Linked DNA regions of Mus musculus: region 2 is linked to region 1. A link is a loop called in an ENCODE intact Hi-C map of the cell type or tissue named here. Cell type or tissue: left cerebral cortex. All regions are shown on one strand. Links, peaks and the distances in the headings refer to the core of each region. The heading gives the core; the rest is flanking DNA.

Region 1 (15,194 bases), core at 4,401-12,400:
AACCCCACAGGAAGACAAACAGTGTCAACCAACTTGGACCCCTGAAACTCCCAGAAGACTGAGCCACCAGCCAGGGTATACAGGGGCTGGTCCAAGGCCCCCAGCTTACTTGTAGTGAAGGGCTGCATTGTCTAGTCTCAGTGGGAGAGGGTGGGCCTAATCCTGCAGAGACTATAGGGGTGAGGGGATACTGGGACACTGGGGAGAGTGCTGCTGCCTCAAAGGCTTAAGGGAGGGGATGGGGGAGGAACTCTGTGAGGGATGATGGGCGCATCATTTGGGATAAATAACTAAAAATAATAAAAAAAAACTCTTTAGTGTACTTGGGTAGATCTATAGGCTGAACTATAGGCTGTTCCAAGACAGAATTACACAGAGAAACCCTGTTTGGGACCAGGAGGGAGGCGACAGTTGTTGTATAAACACAATGGCAAGTAAGCTGCAGTTTAAAAAGTGAAATCACTCTACCTCAGTCTTCTTCCTCTTCCATCAGCCTGGCCTGGTGCAGCTTCCCTGATTGGCCTTGGCCCTTCAGTAACCACCGCAGGTTCGGGCGGCCTGGACAATGGCCCTGGGGCAGCAAAGCCTGAGCATTGTTAAGCTGCTCTGTCAGTGGCAGCAACTAAGTGGGGAGCAAGAAGAAACTGGGGCTCCAACATCTGTGACCACTGAACTCAACAACCAAGTGCTGCACAGGAGATCAACTGCTTGAAGACCTAGAACCCTTTCACCTGAGGATCCAACTTCACAGTCTGACCATGCCCCTACAGAATCACCTTCACAGTAACGCCCCCCCCCAGCCTTGCCCCAAATAAGAAAGCTCCGCCCACTTGCCCAGTTCTTAAGCTCTGGGATCCTGTGAAGGGGTGGGGATCACTAGCCAGGGCAGTGGTTCTGTGAAGGGTCTGCCTCCCAGGGACTACGCCTCCTACTGGAGGCAGACTAGCAATGTACAACTGAAGCTGCACTCCTGCAGGATCAGTTCTCCAGATTCACAGATCTCAGCTGACAGGTAACTTCAGGCCTGGTGGTCCCAGGAGTCATTTGCCTAGCTGCTTGCCCCACTACTAAAACACATTGGCATCGACCTTTAAAAGCTGGGTTTAACCTGAGAATCTCTAGGCAGCCTCTGCAGCACTGTCTGTTTATTAATCTCCAACTGCAACAGTTCAACTGCTTAAACCACTACAGAAAATTATTCAGACCGCAGCTTAGTCTCATATATACATTAAAAAATGAAAATATACTTCTTCTATAGACCACATGAAATATGGAACAGTGGTTTACATGGCTATTTACACACACACACACACACACAGAGACACGTGTATATGTATGCATATGTATGTTTATGTATACATATATACAAAATTCAAGCTAGACAGCACTAACCAAATTATTAACTCTGGAATCATGTTCCCAAGCAGGAAGGGAACATGTTTTGTTTTTCTGAAGTGTGGCATAATAAATTCCCATTTGGGAGGAATGCCAAAGAAATGACATCTCCACAGAGCATGCGTTAAATCCTCATTGGAATAAACTGATTGGCTGATTATTTTTTTTCTCTATCTAAAACAGCGATACAAAGTATACATTTACCTGAAACACCATAAATAGAATACCAACAGCATAATTGTCTTTTGGGGACACACACATATATCCAGTTAACACGACTGACAGGAATGTTCTCAAATTTTACCACTTTGACTATATCAGCCCGCTGCCTTCTGGCCTCCCAAATTCCTGATGGCAGGAGGATACGCTCATCATTTTGAGTTGAGATTTGCCTACTCTTGATGTTGTCTTGGGTGTAGAGGTTCATGTCTGTGTTTCCAAGCTTTAGGGAGACTAAGTCAGGATTGCAGAAAGTTTTAGTCTAGCCTGTGCTAATAGCAAGTCCTTGTCTCAAAACATCATCAAACAATTCTTTTTGATTCTCCTCTTTCAAAGTTTGATTTTAGAGAGTGTCAGGGTAGTGTTAATCCCACAAATGGGAAGGGAAAGACCATTGACTCAAATCATCATGGTTAAATTAATCAAAGCAGGCAATGGATTGGCCTGCGGATCACTAAGATGCCTGTTGCCAGGTGGCCTGCAGGAATGGGCATCTCTCAGTCAGTCACCCTGCACTCCGGAGTCCATCTGCAGCCTGTGAGCAGTGGGGCTCACAAGCTGCTGAGCTGCCTCTGAGGCCTGACTGTCAAGCTGTGCAGCTTTGCTCCCTGAGCCTCAGAGAGGGTTCTGAGGAAGAATGAATGTCAGCAATATTGTCTGCCTGTATCTCTTAGGACTCTCCTTAATTATTGAACAAAGAGTTGCTCTTCTTTCCCACCAAATCGTGTCTTTATAGTCAGAATGCCGAAGAAGGTATCCCTAAGAGTGCGGGGCTAACCTGGCACTGTGAACAGTGAACTTTGTAAGGAATCCTTAATATTCCTTTCAAACCTGGCAGACAGTGGCAGGGCCCATCAACGCCTATACTTGAGTGACCTGGAAGGACGAAAGAAATGGGACTGTTGAACTCTAGTTTGGACAAAAACCAATGAGGTTTGTCCAATGTGGCCACCATACAGAGACCTGTGACCTCATTTGCCATATGAACCAAGGGTAGGTTAATCCTGAAACTAAGCAATCGAGTGTCAGCCATTCACAGCAAAGAAATTCCAGCCAATCACAGAAATGGAGCCAATCACAGGCTGTCAGAGGATCACATGGAGCCCCGTGGCCCTGATGCCTACAGCCAATCAGGATATATCTGAAAGGTTTGCAGTTCTTCAGCTGTTTAACTGCCGGGTGTGCAGTGAATCTGGAGTAGAACAGATCTGGACCTTGTTAATGTAACTCCCGGAAGCTTTCCTGTAAGGATCCCTACCCAGGAACCAACAGAGAACCTGTGTCTCCCATGGCTTTTGGGGGGAATTCATAGGTGCTTGGGGTGCTGGGACTTGACTGGGGGAGCTGACATGCCTGGCAATATTGAAACCATAGCATCCGGGGCCAATAACCTGCTCGAGATGACTTTACCAACCTGAGAGCCTAGCCTGAGAGTCCTGCAGAGTCTGGCTTGGGAGGAGACAAGGAAGTCTTAGAGCAGGGCTGTGGAGACCAGAACGGGGAGGCAATTTCTAGGGGGAGTGCTGAAGGAATGTTTGGAAGGGGGAGGGGAAGTGGGAGGAGCCCCTGGGAACTCAGGCCCTATACTGCCCCCCGGTGGGCTACAGAACAGGTACAGGCCTCCAACTTCACTTCCTCTTCATCCCAGGGACCTGTCTGGAGGAAGAAGGAACTACACCAACACAGGAAATGAAGCAGGATTTCATATCAGTAGCCTCCACAAGTGTTGCAAGTCTGTGACGCACATGTAATCAGACAGACAGATATGCACGCATTTGCACCTAAATTAGGGGAAAGGTGACCTGTGTTCTCATAGTGGGAATCTCTGGAAGGCTTTAGAGCAGGAAAACAGGCTGCTCTTCTGTTTTGATGCATCTGTATGCCCAAGTGGACAGACCCTAGGACTTGAAGCTTGCCTCGAGTTGAGTGCTGCTTAGCCAGGGCCCTTCCTGACCTGCTCAGTGCCCAGGTAATTCCTGCACTTTGAACAAGCCCCTTCCTTTGTGTGAGCCAGTCCTGTAGGATAGCCATTGCCTGGCCTCCGGCTGGTCTCATGGGACAGCAAGTGCTGGAAATCCAGAAGGACTTGCTGTATGATCCCAGGTCATGCTCTCGATAGCATTAGGTACCCTCCTCTGCCCTGAGTGTAGTGTTAGTGCTTTGTGTATGTATAAACGTCACCAGGGTACAGAGTTCTTAGGTCTGGCTTTCCCGTCAATCAGGAATTCATGCTTTCTGGAGTTAAAAGGGCTCTTAGGAAATAGTATTTCCTGACTAAAGGCTCTGCTTGCTTTCAGAAGTGTGTGATGGAGCTGAGGTTTCTCCAGGCTTGTGGTTTAGGCCAAGAGCAAGGGTCACTGGGATGGTGTTAGAGAGAGAAATCTCAGAGCCAATGGTCCCATCACTAGAGTTAGTGCTATGTCCTGTGAGGGCAGAGGCTGCTTGCCCATGGACACCACGACTACACACATAGGCTTGTGAAGATGGAAAGCAGGAGAGCCCTTGTCAGAGTGATGCATCCCTCAAATGCCATTCATAGTGACCACACATTGCAGGGATACAGGTTCAGTGTGGCATCTCCAAGGGGTCTTGGGGCAGGGAGGCAAACAATGACTGCTATTTTAGTTAGAGACACCATGGCAAAGCTTATAAAAGAAAACATTTAATTGGAGCCAGCTTATAGTTGAGAGGGTTCGTCCATTATCCTGGCAAGAAGCATAGCAGCATTCAGGCAGACATGGTGCTGGAATGGTACCTAAGAGTTCTACATCTGGGTCCGCAGGCAGCAGGAAGTAAGACTGAGTCACTAGGCCTGGCTTGAGCCTATGAGACATCAAAGCCTACCTCCACAGTGACACATTTCCTCTACCAAGGCCACACCTACTCCAAACAAGGACATCCCTCCTCTCCTTATGAGCCTATGGGAGCCATTTTTATTCAAACCAAAACTGAGGAGGAAAACACTACTTTGTCACCCGGGCAAGCTGAGGGGCTGCCAGGCTCAGCTCCCACAGGCTTCATCATGGAGAACTGGCTTCTGTCCTGGGGATTTCATTTCTCTCCAGGAAGCCTAGGGCACAGGAGACTAGCACAACCCCAACATTCCTGAGCCCTCCTTGTGATGTGTGAGATGCTGGGCCTTCTTATGCCTCTGTATACCCATACCTACATCTGCACAAATGTAGAACCTAGCCAGAGGGTCAGGCTGAGCAAGTCCCTGAGGTGGGGTCCCTGGAGGGATGGTGTTTCTCCTCATATGTGAAGACGTTTTCTCTGGTACTGGGATGGCGAGTCTCACAGTGCAGCTAGGGAATATGGGTGAGTGTGAGTGTCAGTGTTATTGTTACTTCTCTATGTGCCCTTTCCTTCTTGAAGCTTTTTCAAGGATGACCAAATGCTTGCCCTGCCTTGTGCCCAGCTCAGTGCAGAGAGAAGTCACTACACTGAGAGAAGGAAGCAGTCCCTGCCCTGAGAAGAAGCAGCCATTAGTACACAGATGGTATGCTTACATAAGAAGTAAAGCTTTCCTTTGTGAGGATATATTTTTATTGAAAAATATTTTTTCTGCTAACATACATGAGAAGCATTGGGTTGATCAGATGTGCCACCTTACTGATTGATGCCTGATGGACATGGTAAAGTTGACCCAGAATCCTGTCTCCTATGGACTTTGTGGGGAGAGTCTCCTGGACACAGACTTTCTGGGCAGCAAGGTCTGATTGCTGTCCCTGTTTGTGATCACCTTGTTTTTCACTGGATGTCTGTGGCCTCTGGGGCTGATATGATTGATGGCCATGGCTTATGTCTCTCATCACTCTGCTTTGTTCTAGGTCATAGCGACCCCCACTCTTGATAGGAGTAGCTGCCCTCAGAGGGCTGGGCATTCCTCAGCATGGCATCTTCATTATGATGGGCCTCTTTGTGTCAGAGGCTCTTTTGCACTAGGCTGTCTCTAATGATGTCATGAACATCCTACTCTCCCAGGTATGGGAAGAGATTCCTTTGGACTTAGATCCAGCTCTGGACAGTAGCTGCAGGGACATTACAATAATCTAAAAGTAATCCATTTCCTAGTCAATGTCATTCACATACTTCAGAACATTTCCAATCCTTCCCTTAAAATGCCTTTCTGGGGGAGACTGTCACTTCTCTGATGGGCGTAGGGAGGGCGTGCTCCCAAAAGTACCCACCTAGTTTCCTGAGCTGAGCCCATGCTGTTTCCTTGCTGTTCTGCTCTGGGCCTTTGGTGGCCACCTCTCTCCTGGTTGTAGAAGTATCCTGCTGGGGCTCCTTCTGAAACCTTCTCTTTGGCAAAATGCTCCTTCTGCTCTCTGCTGTACCTCAAGCTCATTCAGAGAGCAGAGAGTCACCAAAGTCTCCATGATGCTTCTAGATGCTCTGGAAGATGCTCAGAGGGAGAGAGAGACAGAGAACAGGCTGGCTGAGGTGGGGAGTGTGGCTCGGTGAGGTGGCAGAAGACAAGGGGACCATTCTGGAGACTGTTTTGTTAAGTGTACACCTCTCACTATTGTGCTTTCAGGCCCACATGCCTGCATTCTAGAGTAGAGGAAAGGTTTTTACAGGTCTCAAGCCTGACTTTGCCAGATTCATTGATAATTCAGGCAGTGACATCAGGCTGTCAGGGAGGCTCAATTAGCCCTCAGCAGTGACATCACTGATGCACCTCCAGTGACTCCACAGTCATGGTGCTTTCATCATTGATACTGGAATCCTATTTCAGTCTTCATGATAGTCTCACGTCTTCAGTGTCTTCTGAGGCCACCCACCTACCCACCTGTTGTGTGTCACCCGTCATCTTTGCAAGGCTCCGGCTTGACTACATGCTGAATCTCTGGGCTCCCAGGACAGCCTTCCTCTGGCAGGTTCTAAACAGGAGAGAGCAAGCATGGTCCTGACAAGGCAGGCAGTGCTCCTGTGCAGTTGTATGGCCCAGGCAGAAGCAGATAGGGTCCTGCTTTGAGGCCCCTGAAACCCTGCAGATAACCAGGAAGAGAGAGGATTCTGTACCATGGCAGCTGACTTGAACCTTTTGATGAAGTTTTTCCAGGAACATAGGAACATTAGCAAGAGACACAGATGGTAGAATTTGGAAAGGCAGGCCAGGGAAGCGATGAGGCTGGAGTGTCCCTCAGTGTGAGATCCCATGACTCCAGAACCTGCAGGTTTGGGCCCAACCTGAGCCTCACAAGATGCCAGGTGTCTTACTTTCTGACTTAGATGAGACCTCAGGTCAAGGAATAGGCTCCTGGGTGTGGGCATTCTCATGGGATGTTCAACCATTCTAGGATGCTGGTTTTATGGGCTGAGGAAGCTGGGCTTTGGGCAAGCATGGTTGACAGCAGACCATCAGCAGCACTCAAAGAGGTCACCCTGCGTATTTTGCTCCGACTTCCTGCCATGATTGACTTGCAAGTTGTTCTAGAAATGTTTCTTGCTTGAGTCATTAAAGGGATTTCTGGATTGGCACTTGCCAGGCCTCAGTGTGTGGGTGATGCTTCAATTTCAGGTAGCTCTTCTCTTCCACTCATTTTCCTCTAGTCTCTTCCTTCTGTCTTTCAGGTTCACATCTTGGCCTGTCTTAGACAGCCTTTTAGAGCTAAAGGACCCCATCATCTGCACAGCCTTGCTGCCTTCACAAGCAACTGTGGAGTTTTCTGTCCCTGGCATTGACATGTCCTTGAGAATTTACCCTCCCCACATCAGACTTGCCCCATGAGAAGTGGGAGCCTTGGTGCTGTTCATGTCCTGTGTCTGCTCCTGGCTGTGTTGCTCCTTCACTTGTGATGATGGAATCTGCATGAATGACAGAGACTGACAAGGAGATCTGGGTGGCCTGGTTGCCCAGGGAAAGGTTAAGAGTGGGGTCACTAATTATATCTTGATACTCCTGGAGGAGAAATTTTACCTTTGCTCATTTCAGTCACTCCAGGAAGGACAGTTCATTTAATTGGCACCTTCTGCTGAGATAGAAGGCTGTTATTACAGTCTAGTCAAAGATTTAGAAGGATCTGTTTTTTGCTGAGTGGATAGGAATTTGGCCTGGGTCTTGACCTTAAGCACAGGTCCTAAGTTGGGGCTAGGTCTCATTGCAAGGTAGTACTAGGCCTGGGAGGAGAATGGAGGTCACGGAGCCTGATATCAAGGTGGGAAAGAATGAGAGATTGTGGAATGAAGCAGCTTAGGGTGGGCAGAGGAAGAGTTTTCAGAGACCAGGCAGGAGCCAGCAGAGACTCACTGAGCAGGGAGCACATGCCATAGCAGTACCTGCTGCATCTCTGCTCCAACTTACCCTCCAAGCTCTTGGGGGAGATGGCTGCTGAGAAGTGGGGAGTCGCTCTTCCATTTTATGCTGCAGGAGAGGCAAGAGTGAACTCATCGTGGTTCAGTTATGAGCTCTTGTGGTGGCTTCAGGAGGCAGCCTGGGTTGGATGAGGTCAAGAGGCCTGGTAGGCAGAGTAGGGTCACCCCTATTGCCCATGGGCCCACAACTGCCCTGACCTCAGATATCCTTCCTATTTCATGCTCCATAGACACTTGAATTCTGCTTTTACTTTTCCTACAAGGTAAGGCCCAGGCCTTGGGGTCACTTTAGAGGTACTGGTAAGCATTATGCAGATGTGTGGCAAGTTCCTTATAGGTTCTGAGTCTGTTCTACTACCAGCTATCTCTACAGGCTGGACTCAGAGATTAGACAGAGGATGGGACCACTGACTGACAAGTGGAGCCCAGGAAAGCAAAACCCCAGCACCGGTGTCCCTGGACTCAGGCTAGTGACAATGACTGCAAAGAAAGTTTCATTTGGCCCTATCATTTATAGAGTGCTTCTTCTACCAATTTCTGTGTTTCCAAAGCTACTGCATGAGTGAGAAAGAAGGAATCCTTTCGAAGAAGACTAGGTCTAAGGGAAGTGAAGCAGTTTGTCCACAGACGGGCCCGGAGATCCTCCTCCAAATCTGGATAGCACAGTTCCCCTCCCCATATGCTCCCCTCTATGAGCATTATATGTGGATAGCTTCGTTGTTCGTGTAGAGCCTACAATGTACCCCCAGTTTTGATTGCTTCACTGTCAGGGTTCTGCAACTCACATCCTCAGTCACATAGCTCTCCTCACTCAGGACCCGGGCCAGCAAAGTCTCCTTTGTAGAGGAAGAGCAGAGCCTAACTTTCTTAGTACATTTTTCTTCATACTTTTCTCTCTCCCTGATAGACACAAAGGGGTGTGGCTCCATTCCCTCCCTTGTACCTGAAGGAGCTCTTGCTCCCAGTTTTCCTGGTCAGTTCGGCTTTCTATGTTGCCAGGATGATCTACGTGTCTTTCTTTTCTTTTTGCTTCTTAGTTATGTGGATAAATAGTCCCACAAGTTTCAGAAGCTCACTCCTTGTCCAGTGAGTTCCAGTTTCAGCTAGGTGCCTCTGCTTCACCACACATTCTGAAGCTTTGTGTAGACAACATGGGCCCACTCCCTTCCTTGTCCCTATTGCCAGTTCCCAGGCGTGATGCTCTGTTTTCTGAAAATTTCTCAACTGTCCCCTGATTTTGAAAGTGAAAATGTCAGTAGATGGGAAGAAGAACCTTGTTTTCCCCGATTATCCTGAATATTTCTAAGAATTTTCCTTTTTCTAGGTAATAGTGAAGCTTCATCTATTCTAAAGTTTAGCACGGTCTCCACTGCTCCATTAGGTGGCGCTAAGGCTCACCCACCCATGGAGAACAGTCTGGCATTGTGCAGTGTCTGTGATAGGTGCCTGTGTCACTCAATGTCCTCCATAGAGTCCTGTTTGATGGGCCACTCAGCCTCAGGCTGAGAGAGCAGACCTTGCTCTGTATTAGTGACATGTGGATTCACAACACCAAGGCCTCACCAGCAGCTTATTGACCCTCTTGTGGCTGCTGTTGGGCTCATTTAATCTATTCAAATGCCTCACCATCTCTGGTGGCTTCCCAGCATCTGTGACCTCAGAGGCTTGAGGGAAGGCAGCACATACCTGGCATATTTGACAAACAGAAGACTCTAGCAAACAACCCAAGTGTCTTGAACACTCCTGCATTACAGTCTGCCTCTCAATCAAGCAGGCCTAACACAGGAAATTGGCAATGCAAGGGTGAATTTTGACTATATGACTTCCTGTATCTCCAAAACATGGCTGCAGGATTGTTTTACTAACACCTGGGCAGAGTAGTCAGGCCTACGTGTGTGGAAGAGAATATATTGTTCTCTAATGAGGGATATATAGTCTATCTGAGTAACCACACTGGCAATTTTTGTGGTCATCTCACTGACCCTAGCTATTGTGTTGATTCATAACTAACCCACCTGCTTGAAAGATGGAGATGGCTTTACTGGTGCACAGGAAGGTGTAGCCCTGACCCAGGCAGCAGACATGGTGCTGTGGAAATGTAGAAAGTTCTTTTGAAAGTGCTAAAATGGAGTAAAGCAGAAATAACTGGGTAGGATTGTCCTTAAAATACCATGACTCTTTGGTGGTCACAACCCAGTGACAGGTATATTCCTACCTCTTGCCCTATCATGTGACTACATGAGCAGCAGTACATGAGTATGGGACTGTTAGACATTCTCCTTTGTGAAGCAACTCTAAGCTGAGTAGACACAGTCACTGGCTGCAGCAAGCTTTCCTTAGTGAGGGAGGTACTCAATGTCTACCTTCTAAAGCTGTGAGCAATTCATGTGATGCACAGCTAACTAACCAGGTTATCAATGACCAGGGCACTCATTTCCCAGAACATGGCTCATAGTCCTGGGAACACTATGAGGCACAGAACTCATCTGCTGTATAACCCCCAGGCAGTAAGGTTGGTACCCATCTTGGACAGTTGGACTGAAACCCTTGGAGAAATATAAGTGTTGAACTGCCCCACATGACTGTCTTTTATGCAGATCAGAGGGCTCTGGTAGTTTCCCCAAAGACTGACCCTGTCCAAGGTGCACCCAGATTACCTGCTGCCAGAGCTGATGGGTAAGCAGAACTGCTGTAGTATACAGAGCACCTCATGTCCCAGGCTTCCCATGTTTTCATATGCTATGTCACCCAGCATTTAGGTTCAAGGCTATTCTTGTTCACTGGCCGTATTTTATTATTTTCATAAATTTTATTTGTGTTGCCACTGTTCTTGTGTCCTAGGTATGATCTTTTCTTGAATTTACTTTTGTTTTGCTCTTGAGTGTGTCTGGAGGAATTCTGTCTGAGAATTGTATCCTAGACTTTCATAAGTCATCACTGTTACTTTGTTTTCACTGGTGAATTTTACTTTTCCATATTAGAACATGGCAGTGAGTGATGGGGGTCACCACCCAGTGGGTAGACTTGCTTCTAGGGGTGAGGCTCACTGGGGATACATGAATAAACGTTTTGCAGCCTGTGTGATTTTCATCAGTAAACTGTAGCTGGGGAGGTAATAGTGTGGATTCAGTGCCTACAGTAATGTTTAAATTAATTTCTAGTATTCTAGGAGCCAAATACTTAGTTTTGATCTTAAGAGACTTGTCCATGTCTCCAAGCCAACAATTAGAATCCAGGCATAGCTCTATTCCTAGTCACGGCATCCTCCATGTCCCAGGGCCTGACTCTACAGGCATTATTCACCTACTGTGTGATACATTTTGTCAATAATTTTGTTCCTCTATGCTGTGGGCATTGAGCTATTTTCTGTTAAGCAGTCCCAGGCTCAGAATTATTGCCACTGATATTTTGCAGATCTTTATTTGGGTTGTCTGACTTCCCCAGGTTTGTGTTACACATTTGCCATCTGCTCAGGGATGGAAAGGAAGCTCAAGGCTTGGCAGTAAAGGTTACCATGGAAGCAGAGCCATCAGGAAACTACATTAGGGCTGCACAGGGATGAGTGTCAGTGCCTCAGGGATACTGCAATGCAAACAGCAGAGGTGGAAGCAGTGGTGGGTGCTGTAACTCACCAGCACATCCAGGTCTCTGCCCACACAAAGGCTTTCCACATGAAGTGAGTGCTGCTTTGATCTTTTGTGGTGACTAGTTAAAAGAGGTGGTGCCAGTTTTTACTATTATTTTCAAACTCAATGAGAGAAGAAATATACATATGTTCTACCAGGAACATCTACCATATTTTTTAAAAATGACATTCATTTTTAGATGGACAGTTTCATCTTTCCCCTATAAATTCTTTAAATACCACGGAGCAAAAAAGTATTCTGGAGTGGCATGTGGCATTTGTGAACATACAACTTTAGTCACTGAGTGACTGACTCAAGCAAAATTAAACATGCTGGCAGTGACTCGAGTCATGTGTGTCAAGGACATTACAATGCATGCTTCGTTTTTGTTTAGTATTTACATTTAAATATCATCTGTTTGAAAACTGTTTATGTAACTTTAGCACTGTTGGGAGACGATAAAATGTAGCATTGACCTTAACTTCCTCTTTGAGAAAAGTAATCATATTGCTGTAATCATATTCTCATTTTGAGGGAAGTCATCACGTTTTTTCAGTATAAATTATTGGTTCCTAGACAGAGAAACAGTTTTGCTTTGTTTTTTCAGTTCTGGAGCATGAACACAGAGTTTTTAGCATGACAGGCCAAACACTCAACACCTGAGGTATGTGTCTAGCTCTAAAAGTTGTAGATAAAGTTCAAAGTATGTGTTTCACGAACTCTAAAGAGGAGATAGGGTTCCTACTACACATTGCCACACCCTTTCATTATCTCTCCCTTGAGTGTGGTATGGACCAATGATGATTGAAATGAATCTCAACAAACAAGCAACTAAGTTGACAAATGAACAGACTTTAAGAAAGCACTGGCTGCTGATGTCCTCAATGTCCAGACAGCTTTCTTGAGCTCAGTGCAGGATATAAGACTCCCTTTTCTTAGCTGGGCTTCTTCTCTGCCTCATCTGGGGAGCCTGACCCATATATCCTCTACTTAGGAACTGTCACATGGCCTTGGTGAGGTTACAGGTTCAGCTTCTTTTCTCCCGATAAGAACCTGTTCATAAAATCCTAGAATTCCTCTCCTTTCAAAGTAGGCATTCTTTGGTACCAGCTCTAGTCAGTAATACGTACCCATCTAGGAAATCGCTATCCTCTTTCCAAAGATTATTTAGTCCTTGATTTACACCAAATAAAGTTGAGCTACCTCTGTGAAGCTAATCCTGAAAGTCTGTCATGTATCCAGGGCCATCCAAATCCTGTTCTTTGACTCTGTCCATTCATGTGGCAGTAGCCTCCAGGGAGAATGGAGAGCCACAGAATGTAGTATATAAGAGAAATCTATAAGAAATCTATTCATACCTACAATGATAGAAAAATATTTAAATTCCTATTCCTCAGGTACTGACAGAGAATGGAATAGTTAAGAAAACTGGACTCCAGAAGAAAGGAAGTAAACTTTATCAGATTAGGTGTCAATAGAATGTCTTCCCAGGAGATTTACCATCTACCCTTCTTTCTAAGGTGCCAGTGACAAACTAAGGCAGGATCCACTCTGAGAGGCAAGGAGCACTTAGGCATTATTTACAGAGCATAGGTTAGGGGTTACCCACAGAGGTGCAAGTGTTCCTCCATGCAAAATTGCATCAGAAATGTTATTACCCAGTGAGGTTGATGTCTTCTCTAAGCCTACATTGATGAAGGCCCCCTCCCCTAGTCTTTCCTGGCGTGTATACTCTAGCTCCTCTGCCAGGCCAAGTGCTATTAGGGCAGAGTTGCACACATGACTTGGTTGTGCTGAGGACTCTGTTTCTAGTTTGCAGATGGTCCTCTTGTTCACCTGCCTGATAGAAGGAAACAAAGAGAAAGGTCTCACACACACACACACAGAGAGAGAGAGAGAGAGAGAGAGAGAGAGAGAGAGAGAGAGAGAGGGAGAAGGAGAGGGAGAGGGAGGGAGAGGGAGAGGGAGGGAGAGGGAGAGAGAGAGGGAGGGAGAGAGAGAGAGAGGGAGAGAGAGAGAGAGAGACATCACACACACATTCACTGCACATAGATGATTGAGCACATAGAAGTTCTTCTCTGGTCTATGTATAAGCATATTACTGTATTAGGAGGTTCCATGCTAGTCACCTAATTGTGTCTCAAGGCTCATATCACAGGAGGGAATGGAGTATCAGTGTGAAGTGGAGTAGAGCAGGGATAGACCATGTCATTCCTAACAGCAGAATCTATAAGAAAATGAACAGAGTAAAGCTCTGAGAAGTGAGCAAAGTAGCCGGTTAGCTGTTCAATATGCAGCAAGAAAATGTTTTTTTTCCATATAACAAAAAGAATCTTACATTATTTGACCATGGTGTGCGAGCACAGCTGGTCTTATTTTCCCAAACATTGTTTGTTTTGTTTTATTTGTAAGTTTTCCATACAATATATTTTGTTCATATTCTTTCCCTTCCTTCAACTTTTCCCAAAATTCTTCCTTGCTACTCACCCAAATTCATATTTTTATTTTAAGGAAAACAAAAGAAGTAAAGACACAAAGATCATACTGATTCAGTGGACATAATTTTAAAACATGACTAGCATTTAGAAAAATATATAATATAAGCAGGGAAGCCTTGATGGTAAAATTTACAAAATCATGAAATGATATATTTAATAGTTCTAAACTTACAGTAGTAGCATCACCTTCACAGTTTAAAATAATCTATTATAATAGTACTGGTTATTGTAATCAATACATATTCTAACTTAATGAAAATGAGAATTCAGTATAGAATTTTAAGATTCAATATAATCACTATAAAATTTAAGGTTTTTTTCTCCTTGGAATTGGACAGCTATACAATATGTAGGGGAAAAATGAAATTATTTTGAGAAATGACCTATTTAACGTCCTCCCAAACAATATCAGGACCTATGGACTGGAGAGGTGGCTCAGTAATTAATAGCACTGGCTGCCTTGGAGAGGACCAGGGTTCAGTTTCAAGCACTCACATGGTGGCACACAACCATGGGTAACTCAACTTTCAGGGGAAAAGTTCTTGGTATAGAATAATTTCCTGCCAAGATATACAGCTAATAAAGGACTCACACCCAGAATGTGTTCCTATGAATCAATGAAGAGAAAGGTTGTTAAGAGTAGGAGAATGGCACACCTGTATGCATTAAAATGGAAATGTGACCAGGCACCAAACATCATAAAAGTCCCTAACCCCATCGGCTAACACTAAAGTGACTAAAGCAAGTGAAATTGGGAAAAGAAGATTCAAAGGGTCACAAAATAAACCCACCCACATGCCAGAGGGAACCTGTGTACACCTGAGCTGGAGCCCTAGAAGCACACAAGCTAATAATAGCACCATGCAGGGAGGAAGCAGGCTCCAGGGAAGTCACAGCAATTAAACGGGGAAATGTGGACAACTGTCAACTTTGAAAAGAACAGAGAAATCTGGGTATATTAAAATAATGTGAAAGTATTTAATATAAATGATTCATATGTGCCTCTACTGAGCAAGGATGCATCATGCTATGCTATAATATAAAATGGAAGCTGTCGGACAGAGAGGAGACAGTTTGATTGAGTCAGACTGCTGAGTTGAGCAGAACAAGCTCAGTGTATCAAGAGTCTACTTAA
Region 2 (15,194 bases), core at 3,891-11,890, 440 kb after region 1:
CTGTGTGGGAATTCAGAAGATGGAGAATTTTCTTGCTCTGATAAATAGCATTAGAGACTCATGGATGAGCCCCAGCTCTGTGTTCATAGCAATGGACATGACCACTGCCTTTATGTGTGGAGCTGGGCTCTTTTTCCTACTACTCCCCTTCCTGAAGGACTGCTCAGTGTCACCACTACCTGGAAGTGAAAGTCATACCCCAAAAGTGAGTAGAGCAGTAGTAGACACACACACTGGAGCAGCAACTGTGTTGCTCTTGACTGCTGCTCTCATATTTCCTGGTCAGGTAGTCAGACAGGTAAGGGGAAGTCACCAGAAAGAGCAGTACCTCAGTCTGCAGGGGCTGGCGGGCAGGGCAGAGGCTAAAATGGCGCTGAGGTGTCTGCCTGACACTCTCAGAGCACTGTACAGGGTGACACAGAGGCCACTAAGGAGGACTAAGGCTCCATGGACAGGCTGCATTTCTGAGTTGGTGGGGACACAGGAGAAGCTCAGAAGAGATCATCTGTCCTCTGCTGAGGCTCTTGATTTGTCTGTGCTGTGCTGACAACAAGCAGGTGATGAGACCAAGGGCCTCAGATCAGGGCTTGAGTCTCCTCGGCTCTTAGGGAGCAGGTATCACCTGACAGCACAAAGGCAGCTACAGGTGCTCAGCCTTGGGTAGGATCCTGTCTGAGGACACTGACTGAGGACATCCCTGGTATGTGTAGCATATATAGCCCCTTTTGCAACTTTTCCAACAAGGCAATAAGGAAGTGAGTACAGTGTGAATGAGGCAAACATGGCTGAGAGAGAGAGCTCACTGGGAAATGCAGATTTCATGTATTCAAGACCAAAGAGAGCAGGCAGCTTGTATACCAGAGAGAGGAAGAACAGACCCCAGCTCATTTGTGTTGTTTCTAAATGGCAGGGTGTGAGGAGGGGGCAGAACAAGAACAGGAAGAAAACTGCTACTGGAAAAGGTAGGCTTCTGCTTTCCTGTGGAGAGAGATTCCATCTGGCCTACAATTTAGTGACCAGGTTCATGATGAGAGAGCCATGCGTCCAAGGACATGACATACAGGAAGTAAGAGGGACTTCTGGGAAGGAAAGTAGAATCAGGGAACACCCAAGTTTTGTGACAGAAAGAAGCTGTGGTTGGGCTAGGATGGGAGCTACACATGTGAGTGTTGTTCAAGGCACTGGACTGATGCTGTGCCCTGTATAGGGAACTCCATGGTCTACCTGACAGCAGGTTGCTTCAATACTCCCATCTGCATTTCTCTTTCAGATAACTGATCCTGGGGGCATTATATGTTGTAAGTGGAATTACACAAGTTGAGGGAGGAGCAGGAAAGTGTAATGGAGACATGAGATCCCTCCATTCCCTTCTCAATTTCAGTGTTCCTTGCACTATGATAGTTGACCATTAGAGACCTTGCAGAGGTGATCATAAGAGAGATGCCTCACTCCTCTGTGTTCTCATTCCTTGTCCTGTTCTTACTTAACTATCTCCAAGTTGTAGAGATAGAGGAAAAAATGTGGAAGAGACCAAGACTCCATCACAACCTATAAGAATGTAAGAAATCTTTGTCTCATGGGAATTTTCAAGCCAGATTGATTGTGAGCTCAGGGTCTGGAGTTGCTATGCAGTGTGGAATGGGAAGACAGCCCTGTTGGATGTGAGAATAAGGAACATGTGACACGGAGGCAATGAGTCACTGTATGGCTACAGGTGCCATATTTACACAGACTGATGGCTTTCTTGATCCTCTGCTTGGGGCTGATGTTTTGCCTGCTCTCTTTTGCAGTTCCACTAAGCAACTGCTCCAGGACTCCCCACCACAACCCCTGTGGAACCCTCTTCACAAAATGGATCACCTTCCTCTCTTTCAGTAGTTGTCTTACCTCAAGGTCTTGGAGCATCTTATATGAAAGGAGTTTAGTCACATATTCTGGGGCATTTCCTCTCTGTTCCCTGAGTCAGTTCTGGCTACTGCCCATATCCTCAGAAGCCCTACCTTGTCAGAAGGGAAAATCGTGAGGTTTTGTGATGCCTGTGGCCCTGCCCAAGCTCTAGCCCAGGGGCAAGGACAACCACAGCTTTCCCAGGACCTGCCATTGCCTCTGAAACTTGTGACACAAGCTTGGAAGGTGTGGCATGGTTCCAAGAAATGGAAATGGTCCCAAGCTCTACATCAAACCAAATGTCTCCTTGTTTCAAGAGAAGGACCTGTAGAATAGCATGTCCTACCACTGAGAGAGGGACACAGACACCACTAACAACTAAACACCAGTCCTTGCCATATGGAATATACTGGAAAAACACCAAAGTTTCTGATATCCAAAAACATCAAGAAGCTATTTGTAAGCCCACTCAGAACTTGTCCAAGGGCACCCAGCACACTACAGGTATCAGGACAGCATCCATCCTTCCTGAGAATTGTCAGATCATCCATAACAATGGGGAGCCACAGAATGAAGACAAGGCACCTCATATGGGAGAACCTGTCACACTCCACCCATCCAGGAAACTGACCCAGTTTCAGGAACATTTCCCAGTAAATAGTGATCATTATTGTAAAAGAAGGTCTCAACTCTCCCAGGCTGCCAAGCCTTCCATCGTCAACTCCAAACCCTACAAATGTAGTAAAATGATGGAGTCTGTTCCCTTGGGTGTACCTGTAAAGAAGGACATAGCAACTTGTGATATACATAACACCATCAAGAAGGGTATTGGTGTAGGAGACAAAGATGTGCCTTCCACTTCAAGCAACAGCCCTGGGAAGGGGCTAAAATCCAGGAACCCTGCACTGAGGACAGACACTCTGTCCTACAAGAACCCTTAGGAGCAACATTCCTTCCTTGACTCAAACACTGAAAGGAAGCTGGAATCAAACAGCACAAAGCTCCCAAAGAAACACAGAAGACCATATCAGGAGAACCTTGAGGCAAGGGATCTGAATCCACCTGGGGTTCCAGCCTCAAAAGTTCCCCAGGTTGGGTTTGCCTCCTCACCCATCTGTGGTTCCAAGGCTGAATACTATTCCAAGGCTGTCATGGTCCTGGAAAATTTACATCACAAGGATCCATGAGGGACAAGGGTGGAAAGTATTTCAAATGCCAGGATTGAGAGTGCTGAGTTTACATTCTCACCTGCAGAGGTTCAGGAGACCCAAAGAACACCTCCACCTGCTGTCAGCCATGGGCCCTCAAAAGCCCAACCAGATCGATCGCAGGGATACCTGAGTATTCGGCAACCTGCTTTTTGCTTCCAGGTAAAACCCCCACAGAGCCGAACTATCCAATGCACAGGAAAAGACAAGATGCAACCCAATACCAGCCCCAAAATGCCAAAGCTTCAACCATGGAAGAGGTTTACACATGTGGACTCAGGAGATAGTGATTGACCCTGAAGAAAGTATCACACCTTCAACAGCCAAATAAAGCAATATAGTGGAGGAAAAAGAACAGCTGTCTCCTGCATTGAGAGTGAGTCAGGGATCCAGTGACATTCACAATGACCAAGCCATCACTATGGATCCCAGGAACTTTGGATCTTTACAGGCCAACCAAATTCCAGGCCATCTCCAAACACCTACCACACACAACTCACAGGACTCAGGTCTAAAACCACAAGCATACCGTAAGGTTGACTTAATATCAAAGGAGCAGCCAGAAGCCTGGCTTGTGAAACATGATCCAGATGGACCCAATACAGTACATCCTGCCAAGGTCAGCTTGCTTTCGCAGTACTCATGGCCCAGAATACATGCCAAAACATGCAAGCTTTCCAGGGCTTAGATGAAGACCCATGAAAGGGTGGAAACTAAAGAGATCAGTGTCCTGAAGGATAAAATCAAATTGTTGGATCCCAAGTGGCTTCATCACTATGAAGAGAGGCAGAGTATTGTAAGATCTACAGGCATACGTCAGGGAGAAAGCCTTAGGGGAGTGAGGCCTTCCATCCCAAGCTCCACCCAGCTCAATGATACAACCTGGATACCAGGAAAAGTAGAGATTATTTCTAAATGCTCTTGGAAGTACATCAGAAGGAATCCATTACAATATGAAAACTTCAGCAGAAAATATAACAGGCAGGGAGATTCTTTACACAATGATCACACCCCAGCATCTACTGTCCAAATGCAGGAGGTTGTAACAAGATACAAGGACATCTACAATATGGTAGCTGAAATACAATCCCTCGTGAGTATTCTTGTCCAGATCCAGGAAAACACTGAAAGGGACCAACCAAAGGTACAAATGTGTACAGTGGAATCACTGACATCCCAGCTAGGTGGCTCATCCTATCCTTCTGGGGGTCTGTATTACACAGATCATAGCAGAGTACCAAGCAGAAAGAGCTGTGGCCATGTCACAATCCCTGAGATGCATAACTGTCCCTTCACATACAGAGGAATTGAAGACAAACTGCAGTCATGGATTGAAGACCTGAGAGCCTATGATCAACATCGGAACCAAGTAAATAGGGGGATGGGCTTTGACCAGTTCCACATGCCCAACGACTTTGATCTTCCATGTACGTACAGCAGAACTGGAGACAAACAGGAGACAGGTATTGCAGACTAGAGAGCCTGTGACCTATTTCTCAAGAACATGTCAATGCCAGGGACAGAAAAGTCCACAGTTGCTTGTAAAGGCAGAAAGGCTGTGTAGATGATGGGGTCCTTTTGCTCTGAAAGGCCCTCTAAGATGGGCCAAGAGGTGAAACTAAAAGATGGAAGGAAGAGACTAGAGGGCAATGGATGGAAGAGAAGAGCTACCTGAAATTGAAGCATCACCCACACACTGAGGCCTGGCAAGTGCCATTCCAGAAATCCCTTTTCTAGTGACTCAAGCAAGAAACATTTCTAGAACAACTTGAAAGTCAATCATGGCAGGAAGTTGGAGCGAGACTGGCAGGGTGACCTCTTTGAGTGCTGATCATGGTCTGCTGTCGACCATGCTTGCCCAAAGCCCAGTTTCCTCAGTCCATAAAGCCAACATCCTAGAAGGGTTGAACATCCCATGAGAATGCCCACCCCCAGGAGCCTAACTTCCTTGACCTGAGGTCTCACCTAAGTCAGAAAGTAAGACACCTGGCATCTTGTGAGGCTCAGGTGGGGCCCAAACCTGAAGGTTCTGGAGCCAGGGGATGTCATGCTAAGGGACACTCCAGCCTCATACCTTCCCTGATCTGCCTTTCAAATTCTACCATCTGTGTCTCTTGCTAACGTTCCCATTTACCTGGAAAAACTTCATCAAAAGTTTCAAGTCAGCTGCCATGGTACAGAATCCTCTCTCTTCCTGGTTATCTGCAGGGTTTCAGGGGCCTCAAAGCAGGACCCTATCTGCTTCTGCCTGGGCCATACAACTGCACAGGAGCACTGCCTGCCTTGTCAGGACCAAGCTTGCTTTCTCCTGGTTAGAACCTGCCAGAGCAAGGCTATCCTGGGAGCCCAGAGATTCAGCATGTAGTCAAGCCGGAGCCTTGCAAAGATGATGGGTGACACACAACAGGTGGGTAGGTGGGTGGCCTCAGAAGACACTGAAGAAGTGAGACTATCATGAAGACTGAAATAGGATTCCAGTATCAATGATGAAAGCACCATGACTGTGGAGTCACTGGAGGTGCATCAGTGATGTCACTGCTGAGGGCTAATTGAGCCTCCCTGACAGCCTGATGTCACTGCCTGAATTATCAATGAATCTGGCAAAGTCAGGCTTGAGATCTGTAAAAACCTTTCCTCTACTCTAGAATGCAGGCATGTGGGCCTGAAATCACAATAGCGGGAGGTATACACTTAACAAAACAGTTTCCAGAATGGTCCCCTGGTCCTCTGCCACCTCACCGAGCCACACTCCCCACCTCAGCCAGCCTGTTCTCTCTCTCTCTCTCTCTCTCTCTCTCTCTCTCTCTCTCTCTCTCTCTCTCTCTCTCTCTCTCTCTTCCAGAGCATCTAGAAGCAACATGGAGACTTTGGTGACTCTCTGCTCTCTGAATGAGCTTGAAGTACACCAGAGAGCAGAAGGAGCATTTTGCCAAAGAGAAGGTTTCAGAAGGAGCCCCAGCAGGATACTTCTACAACCAGGAGAGAGGTGGCCACAGAAGGACCACAGCAGAACAGCAAGTAAAAGGTTTGCAGGGATGAGGGCCTCCCAAGCTGGTGAGCTGAGCCCATGCTCAGCTCAGGAAACTAGGTGGGTACTGTTGGGAGCATGCCCTCCCTATGCCCATCAGAGAAGTGACATTCTCCCCCAGAAAGGCATTTTAAGAGAAGGATTGAAAATGTTCTGCAGTATGTGAATAACATTGTCTAGGAAATGGATTACTTTTAGGTTAGTGCATTGTCCCTGTAGCTACTTTCCAGAGCTGGATCTAAGTCCAAAGGAATCTTTTTCTATACATGGGACAGAAGGATGCTCATGACATCATTAGAGACAGCCTACTGCAAAAGATAGGCTCAGACACAAAGAGGCCCATCATAATGAAGATACCACGATGAGTTATGCCCAGCCCCCTGGGGGCAGCTACTCCTATCAACAGTGGGGGTCATTTTGGCAAAGAACAAAGCAGAGTGATGAGAGACATAAGCCATGGCCATCAATCATATCAGCTCCAGAGGCCACAGACATCCAGTGAAAAACAAGGTGATCACAAACAGGGACAGCAATCAGCCTGAACCTCTGGCTAGGTTTTACATTTGTGCAGGTGTAGGTATGGGTACACAGAGGCATAAGAAGGCCCAGCATCTCACACATCACAAGGAGGGCTCAGGAATGCTGGGGCTGTGCTATCTCCTGCGCCCTGGGCTTCCTTGAGAGAAATGAAATCCCCAGGACAGAAGCCAGTTCTCCATGATGTAGTCTGTGGGAGCTGAGCCTGGTAGCCCCTCAGCTCTCCTGGGTGACAAAGTAGTGTTGTCCTCCTCAGTTGTGATTTGAATAAAAATGGCTCCAATAGGCCCATAGGGAGAGGAGAGATGACCTTGTTGGAGTAGGTGTGGCCTTGGTAGAGGAAATGTGTCACTGTGGAGGTGGGCTTTGATGTCTCATAGGCTCATGCCAAGCCTAGTGACTCAGTCTTCCTTCCTGCTGCATGCAGACCCAGATGTAGAACTCTCAGGTACCATTCCAGCACCATGTCTGCCTGCATGGTGCTAGGCTTCTTGCCAGGATAATGGACTAAACCTCATGACTGTAAGCTTTTCCATGATGTCCCTAACTAAAACAGTAGTCATTGTTTGCCCCCTCAAGATCCCTTGGATATGCCACACTGAACTTGCATCACTACAATGTTTGGTGACTATGGATGGCATTTGAGGGATGTGTCACTCTGACCAGGGCTCTCTTGCTTTCCATCTTCTCAAGCCTATGTGTGCAGTCGTGGGGTCCATGGGCAAGAAGCCTCTGCCCTCACAGGACATAGCACTAACTCTAGTGATGGGATCTTTGGCTCTGAGCATCCTCTCTCTAACACCATCCCAGTGACCCTTGCTCTTGGCCTAAACCACAAGCCTGGAAAAACCTAAGCTCCATCACAGACTTTTGAAAGCAAGCAGAACCTTCAATCAAGAAATACTATTTCCTAAGAGCTTTTTTAACTCCAGAAAGCATGAATTGCTGATTGATGTGGAAGCCAGACCTAAGAATTCTCAATGTGACTCATAGCTGGCTGACGTTTATACATACACAAAGCACTAACACTACACTCAGAGCAGAGGAGGGTACCTAATGTTATCAAGAGCATGACCTGGGATCATACAGTAAGTCCTTCTGGGTTTCCAGCACTTGCCATTCCATGAGACCAGCCGAAGACCAGGCTATCCTACAGGACTGGCTCACACAAAGGAAGGGGCTTGTTCAAAGTGCAGGAATTACCTGGGCACTGAGCAGGCCAGGAAGGGTCCTGGCTAGGCAGCACTCATCTTGAGGAAAGCTTCAAGTCCTAGGGTCTGTCCACTTGGTCATGAAGATGCATCAAAACAGAGGAGCAGCCTGTTTTGCTGCTCTAAAGCCTTCCAGATATTCCCACTATGAGAACACAGGTCACCTTTCCCCTAATTTAGGTGCAAATGCGTGCATATCTGTCTGTCTGATTACATGTGTGTCACAGACTTGCAACACCTGTGGAGGCTACTGATATGAAACCCTGCTCCATTTCCTGGGCTGGTGTAGTTCCTTCTTCCTCCAGACAGGTCCCTGGGATAAAGAGGAAGAGAAAGAAGTTGGAGGCCTGCACCTTTTCTGTAGCCCACAGGGGGCAGTATAGGGCCTGAGTTCCCAGGGGCTCCTCCCACTTCTCCCTCTTTCAAACATTCTTCCAGCACTCCCCTTGCAATTGCCTTCCCTTTCGGGTCTCCAAAGCCCTGCTCTAAGATTTCCTTATCTCCTCCCTTGCCACACTCTGTAGGACTCTCTGGCTGGGCTACAGTTGGCAAAAATCACCTTGAGCAGAACAGTGTCCCCAGATGCTATGGTTTCAATATTGCCAGGCATGTCAGCTCCACAGTCAAGTCCGAGCCGCCCCCAGCACCTCTGAATTCCCCCCAAAAGCCATGGGGGACACAGGTTCTCTGTTGGTTCCTGGGTAGGGATCCTTACAGGAAGGCTTCCAGCAGATACATTAACAAGGTCCAGATCTGTTCTACTCCAGATTCACTGCACACCCAGCAGTTAAACAGCGGAAGAGCAGCGAATCTTTCCGATACAGTCTGATTGGCTGCAGGCATCATGTGCAGCATGCACCATGTGATCAACTGGCAGCCTGTAATTGAATCCATTCCTGTGATTGGCTGGAATTTCTTTGCTGTGATTGGCTGACATTCGATTGCTTAGTTACAAGATTAACCTACCCTTGGTTCATATAGGAAATGAGGTCACAGGTCTCTGTATGGTGGCCACATTGGACAAACCTCATTGGTTTTTGTCCAAACTAGAGTTCAACAGTCCCATTTCTTTCGTCCTTCCAGGTCACTCAAGTATGGGCCTTGATGGGCCGTGCCACTGTCTGCCAGGATTGAAAGGAATCTTAAGGATTCCTTACAAAGTTCACATTTCACAGTGCCAGGTTAGCCCCGCACTCTTAGGAATTCCTTCTTCGGCATTCTGACTATAAAGGCACGATTTGGTGGGAAAGAAGAGCAGCTCTTTGTTCAATAATTAAGGCGAGTCCTAAGAGATACAGGCAGACAATATTGCTGACATCCATTCTTCCTCAGAACCCTCTCTGAGGCACAGGGAGCAAAGCTGCACAGCTTGACAGTCAGGCCTCAGAGGCGGCTCAGCAGCTTGTGAGCCCCACTGCTCACAGGCTGCAGATGGACTCCGGAGTGCAGGGTGACTGACTGAGAGGTGCCCATTCCTGCAGGCCACCTGGCAACAGGCATCTTAGTGATCCACAGGCCAATCCATTGCCTGCTTTGATTAATTTAACCATGATGATTTGGGTCAATGGTCTTTCTCCTCCCATCTGTGGGATTAACACTACCCTGACACTCTCTAAATTCAAACTCTGAAAGAGGAGAATCAAAAAGAATTGTTTGATGTTGTTTTGAGACAAGGACTTGCTATTAGCACAGGCTAGACTAAAACTTTCTGCAATCCTGACTTAGTCTCCCTAAAGCTTGGAAACACAGGCATGAACCTCTACACCCAAGAGAACATCAAGAGAAGGCAAATCTCAACTCAAAATGATGAGCGTATCCTCCTGCCATCAGGAATTTGAGAGGCCAGAAGGCAGCGGGCTGATATAGTCAAAGTGGTAAAATCTGAGAACATTCCTGTCGGTTGTGTTCACTGTATGTATGTGTGTGTCCCCAAAAGACAATTATGCTGTTGGTATTCTATATATGGTGTTTCTGATAAATGTATACTTTGTATCGCTGTTTTAGATAGAGAAAAAAATAATCAGCCAATCAGTTTATTCCAATGAGGATTTAACGCATGCTCTGTGGAGATGTCATTTCTTTGGCGTTCCTCCCAAATGGGAATTTATTATGCCACACTTCAGAAAAACAAAACATGAAACCCTTCCTGCTTGGGAACATGATTCCAGAGTTAAGAATTTGGTTAGTGCTGTCTAGCTTGAATTTTGTATATATGTATACATAAACATATACATATGCATACATATACACGTTTCTCTCTCTCTCTCTTTCTCTCTCTCTCTCTGTCTCAGTCTCTCTCTCTCTCTCTCTGTGTGTGTGTGTGTGTGTGTGTGTGTAAATAGCTATGTATACCACTGTTCCATATTTCATGTGGTCCATAGAAGAAGTATATTTTCATTTTTTTATGTATATATGAGACTAAGCTGCGGTCTGAATAATTTTCTCTAGTGGTTTAAGCAGTTGACCTGTTGCAGTTGGAGATGAATAAACAGACAGTGCTGCAGAGGCTGCCTAGAGATTTACAGGTTAAACCCAGCTTTTAAAGGTCGATGCCAATGTGTTTTAGTCGTGGGGCAAGCAGCTAGGCAAATGACTCCTGGGACCACCAGGCCTGAAGTTACCTGTCAGCTGAGATCTGGGAATCTGGAGAACTAGATCCTGCAGGAGTGCAGCTTCAGTTGTACATTGCTCCTCTGCCTCCAGTAGGAGGCATAGTCCCTGGGAGGCAGACTCTTCACAGAGCCACTGCCCTGGCTAGTGATCCCCACCCCTTCACAGGATCCCAGAGCTTAAGAACTGGGCAAGTGGGTGGAGCTTTCTTATTTAGGGAGGGGCTCAGAGCAGAGGGCAGGACTGTGAAGGTGGTTCTGTAGGGGCATGGACAGACTGTGAAGTTGGATCCTCAGGTGAAAGGGTTCTAGGTCTTCAAGCAGTTGATCTCCTGTGCAAAAGTTGGTTGTTGAGTCCGATGGTCACAGACGTTGGAGTGGCAGTTTCTTCTTGCTCCCCGCTTAGTTGCTGCTGCTGACAGAGAAGCTCAGCAATGCTCAGACTCTGCTGCCCCAGGGCCATTGTCCAGGCTGCAGGAACCTGCGTGGGCGGCCCTTGAGTGGGGTATTTAAGGGCCTAGGACGGTCAGGGAAGCTGCACCAGGCCAGGCTGATGGAAGAGGAAGAAGAGTGAGGTAGAGTGATTTGACTTTTTAAACTGCAGCTTACTTGCCATTGTGTTTATACAACAACTGTCGCCTCCCTCCTGGCCCCAAACAGGGTTTCTCTGTATAATTCTGTCTTGGAATAGCCTATAGATCAGCCTATAGATCTACCCAGGTACACTAAAGACTTTTTTATTTTCAGTTATTTATCCCAAATACTGCCCCCATCATCCCTCACAGAGTTCCTCCCCTATCCCCTCCCTTTAGCCTTTGAGGCAGCAGCACTCTCCCCCATGTCCCAGTATCCCCTCAGCCCTGTAGTCTCTGCAGGATTAGGCCCACCCTCTCCAACTGAGACCACTGCTTTTTCCATTCATTCTCCTGGCCCTCTGGGCCTCTCTCCTGCTCTCTCCAAGACGTTTATCGGGAAGGGATATTTGTTTGTCAGATGCTTTTTAGACATCTAGTGAGATAATCATGTTTTTTTTTCCTTTCAGTTTGTTTATTTAGTGGATTACAATGTATTGAAGGATTTTCATATATTTAACCTGTATCCTTGGGACGAAGCCTACTTGATCATGGTGGATGCTTTCTTTGATGTTTTCTTGGATTCAGTTTGCAAGTATTTTCTTGAATAAGTTTTCATCAATGGTCATTGGGGAAATGTGTCTGAAATTTTTTTTGTTGAGTCTTTACGTGCTTTAGGTATTGGGGTGACTGTGGCCTCATAGAAGGCATTTGGCAGTGTTCCTTCTGTTTATATTTTGTGGAATAATTTGAGAAATATTGGCATTATCTCTTATTTGAAAGTCTGGTAGAATTCTGTGCTAGAACCATGTGAGCCAGTTTTTGTTTTGGTTGTGAGATTTTAATGACTGATTCTATTACATTAGGGGTCATAGGACACTTTAAATAGTTTATTTGATTGTGATTTAACTTCGCCCAGTAATATCCATCTAGAATATCATTCATTCATTTAGACTTTTCAATTTTGTGGAGTACAGGCTTTTGAAGTGAGACATAATAATTCTTTGGATTTCCTCAGTATCTGTTGTTATGTCTCCCTTCCTTTTCATTTCTACGTTTTTGTTTGTTTGTTTGTTTGTTTTTTTAATTTGGATGCTGTCTCTCTGTCTTTTAACTAGTTTGGCTAAGGGTTTCTCTATTGTGTTGACTTTTTCAAAGAACCAGTTCTTGGTTTCACTGAATCTTTACATTGTTCTCTTTGATTCTCATTTATTGATTTCAGCCCTGAGGTTGAGCATTTCCTGTCTTCTACTCTTCCTACATATGTTTGCTTCTTCTTTTTTATTCTTGGAACCTTCAGATGTACTTTAAATTTGTTAGCACAAGAAATCTCAAATTTCTTTATGAGAGCATTACATGCTATGAACTTTCCTCTTAGCACAGCTTTCATAATGTCCAATAACTTTGAATATGTTGTGCTCTCATTTTATTTAAATTCCAGAATGTCTTTAATTTCTTAATTTCTTCCCTGTCCCAGTGATCATTGAGTAGGGACTTGTTCAGTTTCCATGAAGGCTTCCTGTTGTTTCTCTTGTTGTTGAAGTCAGCTTAAATCCAGAGTGATCTGATAAGATGCATGGGGTTATTTCAATCTTATCATGTGTTGTGGCTTGCTTTGTAGCCAATTAAATGGTCAGTTTTGGAGATGGTTCTGTGAGGTGCTGAGAAGAAGGCATAATACTTGTGGTTTGGTGAAATGTTCTATAGATATCTCTTAGGTCCATTTGAATCATAACCTCTGTTAGCTTTGTTATCTCTCTGTTTAATTTCTGTCTTTATGATCTGTCCATTGGTAAGAAAGGGAGTTTTAAGGTCTCCTACTACTAATGTGTGGGGTTTGATGTGTGATTTAGCTTTAGTAAAGTTTGTTTTTTGAATGTGACTACCCTTGCATTGGGGCATAGATGTTCAGAACTGAGATGTCTCCTTGGGGGATTTTTTTCCTTTGATAAGTATGAAGTGTCCTTCTTTGTCTCTTTTGATTACTTTTGGTTGGAAGTCTATTTTTTTTAGATATTAGAGTAGTTATTCCAGATTGTTTCTTGTGTCCATTTGCTTGTAAAACCTTTTCCCAGACCTTTATACTGAGATAATAACTATCTTTGTTGCTGAGATGTGTTTCTTAGACACAGCAGAATGATGGATTCTGTTTATGCATTAATTCTCTTAGTATGTATCCTTTTACTGGGAAATTGAGTCCAATGATGCTGAGAGATATTAATGACTAATATTAATTACTTCCTGTTATTTTGATGTTGGTGGTGGTTGTGTGTGTGTGTGTGTGTGTGTGTGTGTGTGTGTGTGTGTGTGTTCTATTGGTTTTAATGGTGGGAAATTATTTATTTCTTGTGTTTTCTTGAGCATGTTTAGCCTCCTTCGGTTGGAGTTTTCCTTCTAGTATTCTCTGTAGGGCTGGGTTAGAGGAAAAGTATTGTTTGAATTTAGTTTTCTTGTGGAATATCTTGGTTTCTCCATCTATGGTGATTGAAAGTTCTCTTGGCTATAATATTCTGGGCTAATATCTGTAGTCTCTTACAGGCTGCAAGCCCTCTTACCAGGCCCTTCTAGGTCTTAGAGTCTCATATGAGAAATCATATGTAATTTATGATATATCTGCCTTTATATGGTAGCTGGGCTTTTCCCTTGTAGCTTTTAACATTCTTTCTTTATTCTGCATATTTAGTGTTTTGATTAGTATGTGATGGCAGGATTTGCATTTCGAGTCCAATCTATTTGATGTTCTGTAAGCTTCTTGTACATTTATAGGAATAACTTTCTTTAAGTTAGGGAAATTTCCTTGTATGATTTTTTTGAAGATATTTTCTGGGCCTTTAGACTGGGTATCTTCTTCTACTCCTTTTTTTTTTTTTTTATAAAACTTTCTAACTTGCATAATTCCACAGTCACTGATTTTTTTTTCTTTTTTAATATTTTTATTAGGTATTTTCCTCATTTACATTTCCAATGCTATCCCAAAAGTCCCCCATACCCTTCCCCCCACTCCCCTACCCACCCACTCCCACTTTTTGGCCCTGGCGTTCCCCTGTACTGAGGCATATAAAGTTTGTATGACCAATGGTCCTCTCTTTCCACTGATGGTCGACTAGGCCATCTTTTGATACATATGCAGCTAGAGACAAGAGCTCCAGGGGTACCGGTTAGTTCATATTGTTGTTCTACCTATAGGGTTGCAGATCCCTTTAGCTCCTTGGGGACTTTCTCTAGCTCCTCCATTGGGGGCCCTGTAATCCATCCAATAGCTGACTGTGAGCATCCACTTCTGTGTTTGCTAGGCCCTGGCATAGTCTCACAAGAGACAGCTATATCAGGGTCATTTCAGCAAAATCTTGCTAGTGTATGCAATGGTGTCAGCGTTTGGAGGCTGATTATGGGATGGATCCCTGAATATGGCAGTCTCTAGATGGTACATCCTTTTGTCTCTGCTCCAAACTTTGTCTCTGTAACCACTTCTACTCCTAATATTCTTAGGTTTGGTCTTTTCAAGTGTCCCAGATATCCTGGAAGTCTTGTGTCATATCCTTTTTAGATTTTGCATTTTATTTGACCAGTATATTGATTTCTTCTATTGTATAGTCTATTGCTGAGATTCTCTCTTCTAATTCCTCTATTGTTTTGGTGATGCTTGCATCTGTAGTTCCAGTTCTCTTTCCTAGGTTTTCCATCTCCAAGATTGCCATAGTATGTGTTTTCTTCATTGCTTCTATTTCCCTTTTCAGCACTTGGATAGTTTTAGTCATATCATTCACCTGTTTAATTGTATTTTCCTGTATTTCATTATATTTATTTGCTTCCACATTTAATGCCTTTACCTCTTTGAATGTATTTTCCTTTATTTCCTTAAGGAATTTATTCATTTCCTCTTTAAAGGCCTCTATCATCCTTATAAGATCGTCTTCTTGTGCTTCAGTTTCATTAGGATATCCAGGGTTTGTTGTAGCAGGATAGCTGGGCTCTGATAGTACCATATTACCCTAGTTCTTGTTGATTGTATTCTTATGTTGTCCTTTATGTATCTGATTTTCCCTGATTTGAGTTGGATGATCCTGATGTCAGCAAGACTTCTTGGGAAGTAGGGTGAGCTGTGAGCCAGATAATAGAGATTAGGGTTGGCTGTGCCTCAG

What was found. Peaks named below come from ENCODE experiments on the same cell type or tissue, not always from the same donor. Only the 100,000 strongest peaks of a DNase experiment are listed, where the experiment ranks them.
Region 2: it touches region 1 in a loop (5-fold over the local background); 7 of 42 quality-filtered maps call a loop at or near these places.

What each region holds. Positions count from the first base shown.
Region 1 is chr13:50,319,490-50,334,683 of GRCm38, forward strand. It overlaps the pseudogene Gm46385. Among named protein-coding and RNA genes, the nearest start is that of Gm31126, 59 kb to the left of the region's middle. In left cerebral cortex, for the core only: a CTCF peak has its summit at 9,328 (motif pointing right); a DNase peak (open chromatin) is centred at 11,481.
Region 2 is chr13:50,756,595-50,771,788 of GRCm38, forward strand. It overlaps 4930518P08Rik (RIKEN cDNA 4930518P08 gene), which reads right to left and starts at 8,654. Exons shown (of 4, transcript NR_045364.1): 1 at 8,431-8,654; 2 at 7,864-8,184. In left cerebral cortex, for the core only: no CTCF peak of the experiment used is centred there; no DNase peak of the experiment used is centred there.